Linked DNA regions of Homo sapiens: region 2 is linked to region 1. Evidence: chromatin contacts called from ENCODE Hi-C or POLR2A ChIA-PET data. All regions are on one chromosome and are shown on one strand. The core of a region is the stretch at or near the end of the contact, and the rest is flanking DNA. Distances in the headings are between cores, read along the strand shown. Region 1 overlaps PLEKHG1 (pleckstrin homology and RhoGEF domain containing G1). Region 2 overlaps PLEKHG1 (pleckstrin homology and RhoGEF domain containing G1).

Region 1 (4,337 bases), core at 1,284-3,783:
GGCATGATGGCTCATGCCTGTAATCCCAGCACTTTGCAGGGCCGAGGTGGGCAGATCACTTGAGGTCAGGAGTTCGAGACCAGCCTGGCCAACATGGTGAAACCCCATCTTTACTAAAAATACAAAAAATTAGCCAGGCATGGTGGTGCATGCCTGTAATCCCAGCTACTCAGGAGGCTGAGGCAGGAGAATCACTTGAACCCAGGAGGCAGAGGTTGCAGTGAGCCAAGATTGCACCACTGCACTCCAGCCTGGGTGACAAGAGTGCAACTCTGTCACTTAAAAAAAAAGAGAGAGATGATTAAGGTAAAATGAGGTCCTTAGGATGAGCCCTAATCCATTATGACTGGTGTTCCCATACTAAGAGGAGATCAGGACACAGACACACACAGAGGGACCACCATGTAACGACACAGGGAGAAGACAGTATCTGCAAGCAAAGGAGGCCTCAGAAGAAACAACCCTGCGAAGAAACAACCCTGCTAACACCTTCATCTTGGAATTCCAGCCTCCAGAACTGTGAGAAAATATATTTCTGTCATTGAAGCCACCCAGGCAATGGTACTTTGTTATGGTAGACCTAGCAAATAAATATACTCTTCTAAACTTATTTTATAGTTTTTAAAAAATCCATTTTTTTTTTTTGAGATGGAGTCTCACTCTGTAGCTCAGGCTGGAGTGCAGTGGCACGATCTTGGCTCACTGCAACCTCCGCCTCCTGGGTTCAGGCAATTTTAGTCTGGCTAATTTTCATATTTTTAATAGAGACGGGGTTTTGCCATGTTGGCCAGGCTGATCTCAAACTTCTGACCTCAAGTGATCTGCCTGCCTTGGCCTCCCAAAGTGTTGGGATTACAGAAGTGAGCCACCACGCCTGGCCTAAAAAAATCTTTAATTAACCAAATTTTATCCATTATACTTAGTTGTTATGAAAAAAATCACAGGCTTTTATTTCAGCCAAACTGGATTTCAAGTATGAAATTCGTACAAGGTGCCTTTGAAGTGAATTCCTTATTTCTAGGCTTCACTTTCCTCATCAGAGACACCAGCCAACACTGCCTGCTGTTGTTGAAGTGAGGCCGACTGTGGTGACAACTGAGAAAAAAAAAATTCTATGAAAGTGTTGGTGCATAGAAAGTTTTCAGCAAATGTCCCTCTCATTCCTTAATCCAAACAGAAATCCACAGGTTTCTGTTGGAAGTAAGGATGAAGAACTGATGGCTATGCCTCCAGGAGCCATCACGATGATAATCATCACCCTACTGTACTTTGCAAAGTAAAATCGTCCTGGCTGAATTTCTTAAGAGGCTGTCCTATAGCAGTCACATTGCTAGGTGCTCCATAGGACGGAAGACCTCCTTTACTCATGAAGAGTAAGAGTCCTTTACTCATGGGGCTCGAGTGTTGAGGATGTGGGAGGGAGAGGCAAGGTTGCCTGCAATGGGAGTCCCTTGTTGGGGAGGGGAGGATCCTGGAGACAAGAAGCAGAGATAGGCAGGGTGTGAGGGCCCCTGAGCGAAGGCAGCAGCACCCCCAAGGCCCAGGCACCTCCAGACTGCCTGGAGCACAGGGCTTTGAATAGGTCAGTATTGGGAGAAAGACCTGGAACAGGAGGTTAGGGTCTTATTCAGGGATGAGGCTCAGAATGAGAAATGTGTAATAAATTCTACAGCACCATGTAGTCACTGCAGGATCTTACATGAGGATTGTGCCTAACATAGATGATCCTTTTCAATTAGCCATCGCTATGGTTCCAGAAGCTTAAGAAACCTATAATCTAATACATTAATCTGATAAGGCGTTATTACTGCATCCAGCTCAACTGCTGTGACATTCTGTAACCACTGTGCACAGCTTAACTGGAGATTTAAGACACATTGAAGATTCTGTTTTCCTCCTTGAGTAGGTGTTTTTAGGTTGATATAAAACTTCATCATACATACACATGCACAGTGACCTCCAAAAGCCCAATACCACAGGGCAGCACGGTAAACAGGTCGCTGCAGCCTCGGATGCTCAGAGAGGCACATGACAAACGTGTGGGTCTGGCTGGGTGAAGACAGAGGCAGTGGCAAGGCCATGCGATCCAAACACAAACCTCGTGAATAGGCTGAAAAAGAGCACCACAATTGTACAGTGCACACGTGGGGGGCCTGAGGCCAACTCTGCTGTCCGTTTGCAGTACGCGCAAGGGCTGAACACTGGATTAGAAGGGAAGAGAACTAATTTCTAGTTCTGCTTCTACTACTTAATAGATACGTGAGTTTGAGACCTGGAGTTCCCACTGGAAAACTACAGAGAATGCCAGTTGACCTGCCTCATCATCTGATCATTACAGGCCGCCTGACACATAAAAGGCATGCGACATTTGTTATTTGCGTGATGTGCTTGCCCGTTAAAAGGGTGCTGATGGAGGACGCAGGTGCTACCTTCTCATAAAACACTACTGAAGAACCCAACAGCCAAGCTCTCACAAAACCAGGTCAAGTGTTTTTCCCCAAGGTTATTTAACTTGCAAAATGAAATGAAACAAGACTTCCCATCTGTTTTCCTCTTTCTGGCTGCACCTGTGTGGTTGAAGGCAATGATAACATCAGATGTGATTTCAGTGTCATTTGATGAATTATATTCAAGTGAGGCCTGGGGTAGGGAGAAGTGAAACCTCAAGAATGTGTCATTGACATACAGGATACTTAACACAAACAACAGAAGCAGAAGTGGCCTCAACAAGCTTCTGCGCTCATTTCCTACAGAGAAAAAAAAAAAAAAGATGCTCATTAAGAACCCATATCTATTGGACACAAAAGGAAGTGCCGCCTCCCCTCTTCTCTAATAGACTGGCTCAAACAATGCAGTTGACCAAGTCTTTTTCCCTGAGAGGGGGGATGCCACTACAAAACTCCCTCTTTGTTTTTCTATCTTCTAAAAGGGTCTTACATGGTATTACGAACTCAGGAGATCTTGAGAGAAACATTTGCTGATTTTAAATTTCAACTTATAGAAAAATTGTCCAATCTCCTGCAGTGGCAAAACACCATCAACACAACGAAATGAACCTAGGGCAGAGGATGCCTAGAGGAACACATCCTGTAGAAGTAACTTGTCCTTGAACAAAACCTGTTGGAGGTGATTAGGGGATCCGTCAGAGGTTCCTACTAATTCTGTCTACACTGGGAGGGGGAGGCTGGTGAGGGGTGGAAATGGCATCTGAGTATTGTCTTATTACTGAAGGGTGGGCTCTGGGGTTCATCCCAGTAACCTAACTCAGAACAGTGGTAGGGTGGGGAGAATTCCGGAGGTGGCTCTATGCTGCCTGGGAAGCTCTGGCACCAAAAGAGTACCCATGGGGAATGGGGTACAGGCACAGGATGGGTGACCCACCAAGCTGCCCACACACTAAAACACAGCCTGGTGTCTCTAGTCATTTTGATTTTTGCAAATTTAAAAAAAAATTAAGGCTGGGAATGTTGCCTCTTTGTTACTGAAAGTAGTATAACATACTAATTTATTATTCTTTACCTTTGGGCCAAAATTACCCCTCACCACAGCATGTAGAAGAGTGCCCATATAACATGTTGGCTTTTATTGAGATTCATTCACTTAACAAAATTATATACATCTGAGACCCCACAGCATGATAGGCTCATTCAGCTCTCTGCTCCCTTCCGTCTGATATAACACAAAGTGTTGGCTGGCACAACCAAGCTGACCCCAGGTGTGGACAGAGCTCTCGGAGGAGGAAATGGTATTAGGGAGAAGTAAGGGAATCAGAGCCTCAAATATGAGTTGGATTCAAATGTGCATCTCTTACCTACAGCTCAAGGTTAACTGCAACTCACACAACAGTTCTGGACGCAACACGGTAAGACCAGGTAATGAACTGTAACGTGTTCAAGTCATAAGATGTTACCTTAGCAGAAAACAGACATCGAAGTAAACAGAACAAGATGTGTAGCACAAATGATGACAGATGTACATTTGGACAGCACTCATAACCATATATTCAAATAGGTCACTAATGGTCCGTGTTATTGCTCAATAACATCATCTACACTCATTTAGTATTTCCCAGTTTTCAAATTGCGGGCTTATAGTGTTTAAAGTGATTTGTGCCAGCCAGGCATGGTGGCTCACACCTGTAATCCTAGCACTTTGGGAGGCTAAGGCTGGAGGATCACTTGAGGTCAGGAGTTCAAGACTAGCCTGGCCAACATGGTGAAACCCCGACTCTACTAAAAATAGAAAAATTAGCTGGGTGTGGTGGCATAGGCCTGTAATTCCAGCTACTCGGGAAGCTGAGGCAGGAGAACCGCCTGAACCCAGGAGGTGGAGGTTGC
Region 2 (4,337 bases), core at 652-3,151, 190 kb before region 1:
TAATTTTTAAAGTACTGTTTCCAGGATTTCCACTAGGTGTCAGCCAAGGACCATCATTGAATTAAAAGAACGGAAGGCAGCTGGGAGGCTGTAACTAATGAGTTTCCCACAGCTGTGTTGACATTATTAGACTGGTGATACATTTCTTGATGTTTAAAATTTCCCACTATGCATTCATTTCACAGAAATAATAGAAATACATTTTGAAAACTTTAGGAAAATAAGAAATAATCTCGAGGAAAGATGTGGAAAGTTCACTTTAATGATAATCCTGCTTAAATAGAAAATTATGATTACATTATAGTGAATAAAGTATATTAGACAAGCGTGTTTGAGGCTGGGTGTGGTGGCTTGTGCCTGTAATCCTAGCACTTTGGGAGAGGCTGAGGCAGGTGGATCACTTGAGGCCGGGAGTTCGAGACCAGCCTGGCCAACATGGTGAAACCTCATCTCTACTAAAAATACAAAAATTAGCCAGGTGTGGTGGTGTGCGCCTGTAGTCCCAGCTACTCGGGTGGCTGAGGCACAAGAATACTTGAACCCAGAAGGTGGAGGTGGCAGTGTGCTTTTTCTTGTATGGAGATTGCACCACTGCACTCCAGCCTGGGTGACAGAGTGAGACGCTGTTTCAAAACAAAACAAAACAAAAAAAGGTGTTTTTATTGCCAGTGGGAATAATGTGGTTAGGATGCTCTTTGGAGCCAGATAGACCAATCCAGGCTTGGTCATGTACTAGTTATATAAACTTGGGCAGTTTATTTAATGTCTCTCAGCCTCTGTTTTTATTTTTTCTAGAATGGGAAGAATAAGAACTACCTCATAACATATTTTGGTGAGGGTGAAATAAGAATATAAAGTACTCAGCACAGTGTGTATGCTCAATAAGTTGTAACTGAAAAGATGTTTTTAGATAGAAAGGATCGACAACTTGGGGAGAAAGTACGATGTTATATTGACTATATTAACCATTTGAATACTTAAAGGGAACTTCCTGAGGCACACACGCCTAGCGTGGGAGAAAGACAGGTATGTAAGGGGGTCTCATTTTGTAACTGCCTTTCAGAATCTTGTTAGCAATTTTGATTTTCCCAGCAGACAGGTAAACAATGGGTGGGGCCCATCAAAGATACTCTGCCATTGCTCAGAAGGGCATTCTAAGGCACCAGGCCAGCAACAAAATGACTAATCATAAAGAAAATGCAGTCCCCTCTCTGCATGAGCTCCCTTTCATCTCATAACACCCTGACGAAATGAAAACTCATGCTTAGGTCCAAGTCCACACCTATGCACATTCATTTCCTGAGGACCAAATCATTGCTGGCAGTCCTGAGAACAAGCTTCAAATGCTTGTCAAAATATACAGAGAACAAAACAGACTGTCCCCTTTCTCAGAAATCTCAGCCCTTATTTTCCACCCAGTTCAATTTTCATGATCATCATCCCATTGTCTGCTCCACCTCACTCCTCCCAGCCCCAACTTGGACTGTTTCACCATCCATGTGAATAATCCACCCACCACCCTAGTTCCTTGACCACTTTCTAATGACCTTTTCCTCCACTCCAGAGCAGCAGCACAGAATCAGAGCCACCTCCAGAACCTGATCACACTCAAAACCGTCCCACCTCTAAGGCAGGACTCCAAAAGTCCCTTCTTCAATTACAGATTAGGGTATTTCCTTCTCTCTCACATTAAGTCCTGCTGAACCGGGCTTTATGACAATACTGCAGTCCCTCACCCCACGCCTCTGTCGCCAGCTGGTTTTCCTCTTCACTCAGCCTAATGTCATGCCCAATTACTGCAACTGCGTGCTCACTGGCACCCTCCCCACCCCCGCCCTGGGAACCTTCCCCTACCAGCTCTGCCGGTTCCCAACCTGGAGGAACCCACACACACCACGGTTTTCACCAGTAGTTTCCAAGCTGCTGAGCAGATTTTGAAATGACGTCATCACACTGATTCATGGGGGCCAGCCTCAGTTGGGTCTTTGATGTCTTTCACAGGCTATTCTAGTCATCTCTAGTGACTGGTCCATTTTGTTTTTTTTTTTTTTTGAGACAGAGTCTCACTCTGTCGCCCAGGCCGTAGTGCAGTGGCGTGATCTCGGCTCAATGCAAGCTCCGCCTCCCGGGTTCACGCCATTCTCCTGCCTCAGCCTCCCGCGTAGCTGGGACTACAGGCACCCGCCACCACGCCTAGCTAATTTTTTGTATTTTTAGTAGAGATGGGGTTTCACCGTGTTAGCCAGGATGGTCTTGATCTCCTGACCTCGTGATCTGCCCGCCTCCGCCTCCCAAAGTGCTGGGATTACAGGTGTGAGCCACCGCGCCCGGCCAGCAAGTGTTCTTCTGATCCTTTCCACTTTCCCTCAGACACCCCTGCTCTCTGCTTCACTCACTCAGCAGATGACTTTATTATCTGCACGAGTGAAATCGAACCCTTTGTCTTCCCCCAAGTCCACCTCAAAGTTCCTCTGTCTTTCATCTTTTTCTCCCTTGGTTCAGAGAGATGCTTCCAGCCCTTTCCAAGATGAGCCCCTATTCCTGTGTGTCCCATCCTCTTCCTTCCCACCTCCCCAGGCCCCGTTCCAACAAGAAGTGAGCCACTGTCTCCTCTCCCACCTTCCTCCTCCTTCCCTGCCATCTGCTCATGGACTCGGCATTCGAGCCAGACGAGAAGTCTTGCTTTGCTCTTGCCTTTCTCTCCAAACTATCATTTTTTCTTCCTTTTGTGAACTTTACATATAAAAAAGTCTATACCCATTCCGTTCCTTCTTAATCCCCCTTTTTCTGCAACCCACTGTGATCTCTCCCTTTTCTCTTAGTTGCCAAATATAAAATCTGCTTTTCTGTTTAAATCTCCTTGACCTCGGCAGCCTTTGAGACTGTGTCTCCCCCATCTCTGAGATGTGCTTTTTCCTTGTTAGCGCAGTGCCTTCTCCTCAGACATCCTCCCTGCCTCCTCTGCTACTCTTTCAATCTTTCTTTGGCTGTTCTCCAAATCCCCCCACCCGCTTGCTGATCACTTAGATGTTGGGATTCCCAAGGGTTCATCTTTCCTTTGCACATTTTTGTGGGCCATCTTATTAAACCTTAGGGCTTCAATTACTGCCTCTAGCAAGAGTCTCCTGATCCTTAGCTTCCAAGACCTGAATTTCCACCTGTGGCTGACCCTGCCCAGCAGCACGGGTGCCAGTGAGAGCAGAGGGCTCCTCTCTCTCACTCCCATCTCACAGGTTCCTCTCCCTGCCTGTCTCAGAACTCACAGTACCATGCTCTCCTTCAACCCCTGACTCAGCCTTGACTTTTAGTGGGCAAAATCCTGCCTCCTGCCTCAGTGGCACTTTCTGCATTTGTTCCCTCTGTCGCTGTGGCTCCACGGCAGCACTGCTCAGCTCCTTTCTAGGCCATGGTGGTGGGTTACTATCTTCTCCAGCCTCCAACCTCACTCCTGCCACTTATTTGTCACCTTGTCCCCAAAGTTACACTCTCAGAACACAGGACTGACTGCGCCATCTCCCCTTCCTCCAAAGCCTGCAGTAATTTCCCAGTGTGAACGCGTCCAGATTCCTCAGAGCACATGCTCACAGCCCTCCAGGGGCTCCTGCCCTTCCCGTCCCTGCCCCAGCCCCTGCCTCAGTCCCTGAGAACTCAGCCCTCCCATCCTGGCACCGTCTGTGCGCCCTGAACACAGCGCATACATTCTCTCTTTTTTTTTTTTTTTAATGCAGGTCTCTAGGTCTGGTTTCCTTAATTCCTTTTTTCCCACTTAATAAAAATATTCCTAAGACTGGGCACAGTGGCTCATGCCTGTCATCCCAACACTTTGGAAAGGCTGAGGCAGGCAGATCACTTGAACCCAGGAGTTTGAAACCAGCCTGGGCAAGATGATGAGACTACACCTTTACCAAAAATACAAAAATTAGCTTGGTGTGGTGGCACAAGCCTGTGGTCCCAGCTATTCTGGGAGGCTGAGGTGGTGGGATGTCTTGAGCCCAGGAGGTCAAGGCTGCAGTGAGCCATGTTTGCACCACTGTGCTCCAGCCTGGGCGACAGAGTAAGATCCTGTCTTTAAAAAAAAAAAAACATTCCCTATCCTTTAAGACTGAGGTAAAAGATGTTTTCCTTCCTCTCTCCACTCAACGCAATTGAACACTTTATTCTTCCACAACACCTGGGTTATACTCTGTTATGTCTTCATGGTTGGCAAACGGTTCATGGCTTGGCAGCTGGCTCCCCATCTACAGATTCCTTCTTGGCCGAATCTGTATCTTGTCTCCCGAGCACCCTCATGGGACCCAGCACAGCTTTACACCCATAGGTGCTTCATGCACCTTTGA

What was found. A loop is a pair of places that touch in the nucleus more often than their neighbours do. ChIA-PET counts read pairs that join two places held with the same protein, here RNA polymerase II (POLR2A). Pooled maps may share reads with other maps.
Region 2: a loop to region 1 is called in a map with no recorded cell type, with 17 times the contacts of the local background. The contact joins two enhancer-like sites. A Hi-C loop is called at or near these places in 3 of 168 maps with a recorded cell type or tissue (B cell, GM12878 and lower lobe of right lung), 26 of 37 single-sample maps with no recorded cell type and 13 of 50 pooled maps. POLR2A ChIA-PET finds 5 or more read pairs at or near these places in 4 of 52 experiments (GM12878, activated B cell, activated CD4-positive, alpha-beta memory T cell and 1 more).

The regions. Positions count from the first base shown.
Region 1 is chr6:150,621,452-150,625,788 of GRCh38, reverse strand. The region is part of intron 1 of PLEKHG1 (pleckstrin homology and RhoGEF domain containing G1); the gene reads right to left. Among named protein-coding and RNA genes, the nearest start is that of PLEKHG1, 24 kb to the right of the region's middle. RefSeq lists an enhancer at 2,082-3,111. Within about 2 kb of position 2,533, at least 2 of the 41 ENCODE cell types and tissues checked have a DNase peak (open chromatin) inside an H3K27ac peak, as active enhancers do; they include B cell, where a contact is called at or near this core.
Region 2 is chr6:150,811,020-150,815,356 of GRCh38, reverse strand. The region is part of intron 11 of PLEKHG1 (pleckstrin homology and RhoGEF domain containing G1); the gene reads right to left. Among named protein-coding and RNA genes, the nearest start is that of MTHFD1L, 53 kb to the left of the region's middle. RefSeq lists enhancers at 1,508-1,657, 1,898-1,997. Within about 2 kb of position 1,901, at least 11 of the 41 ENCODE cell types and tissues checked have a DNase peak (open chromatin) inside an H3K27ac peak, as active enhancers do; they include B cell, where a contact is called at or near this core.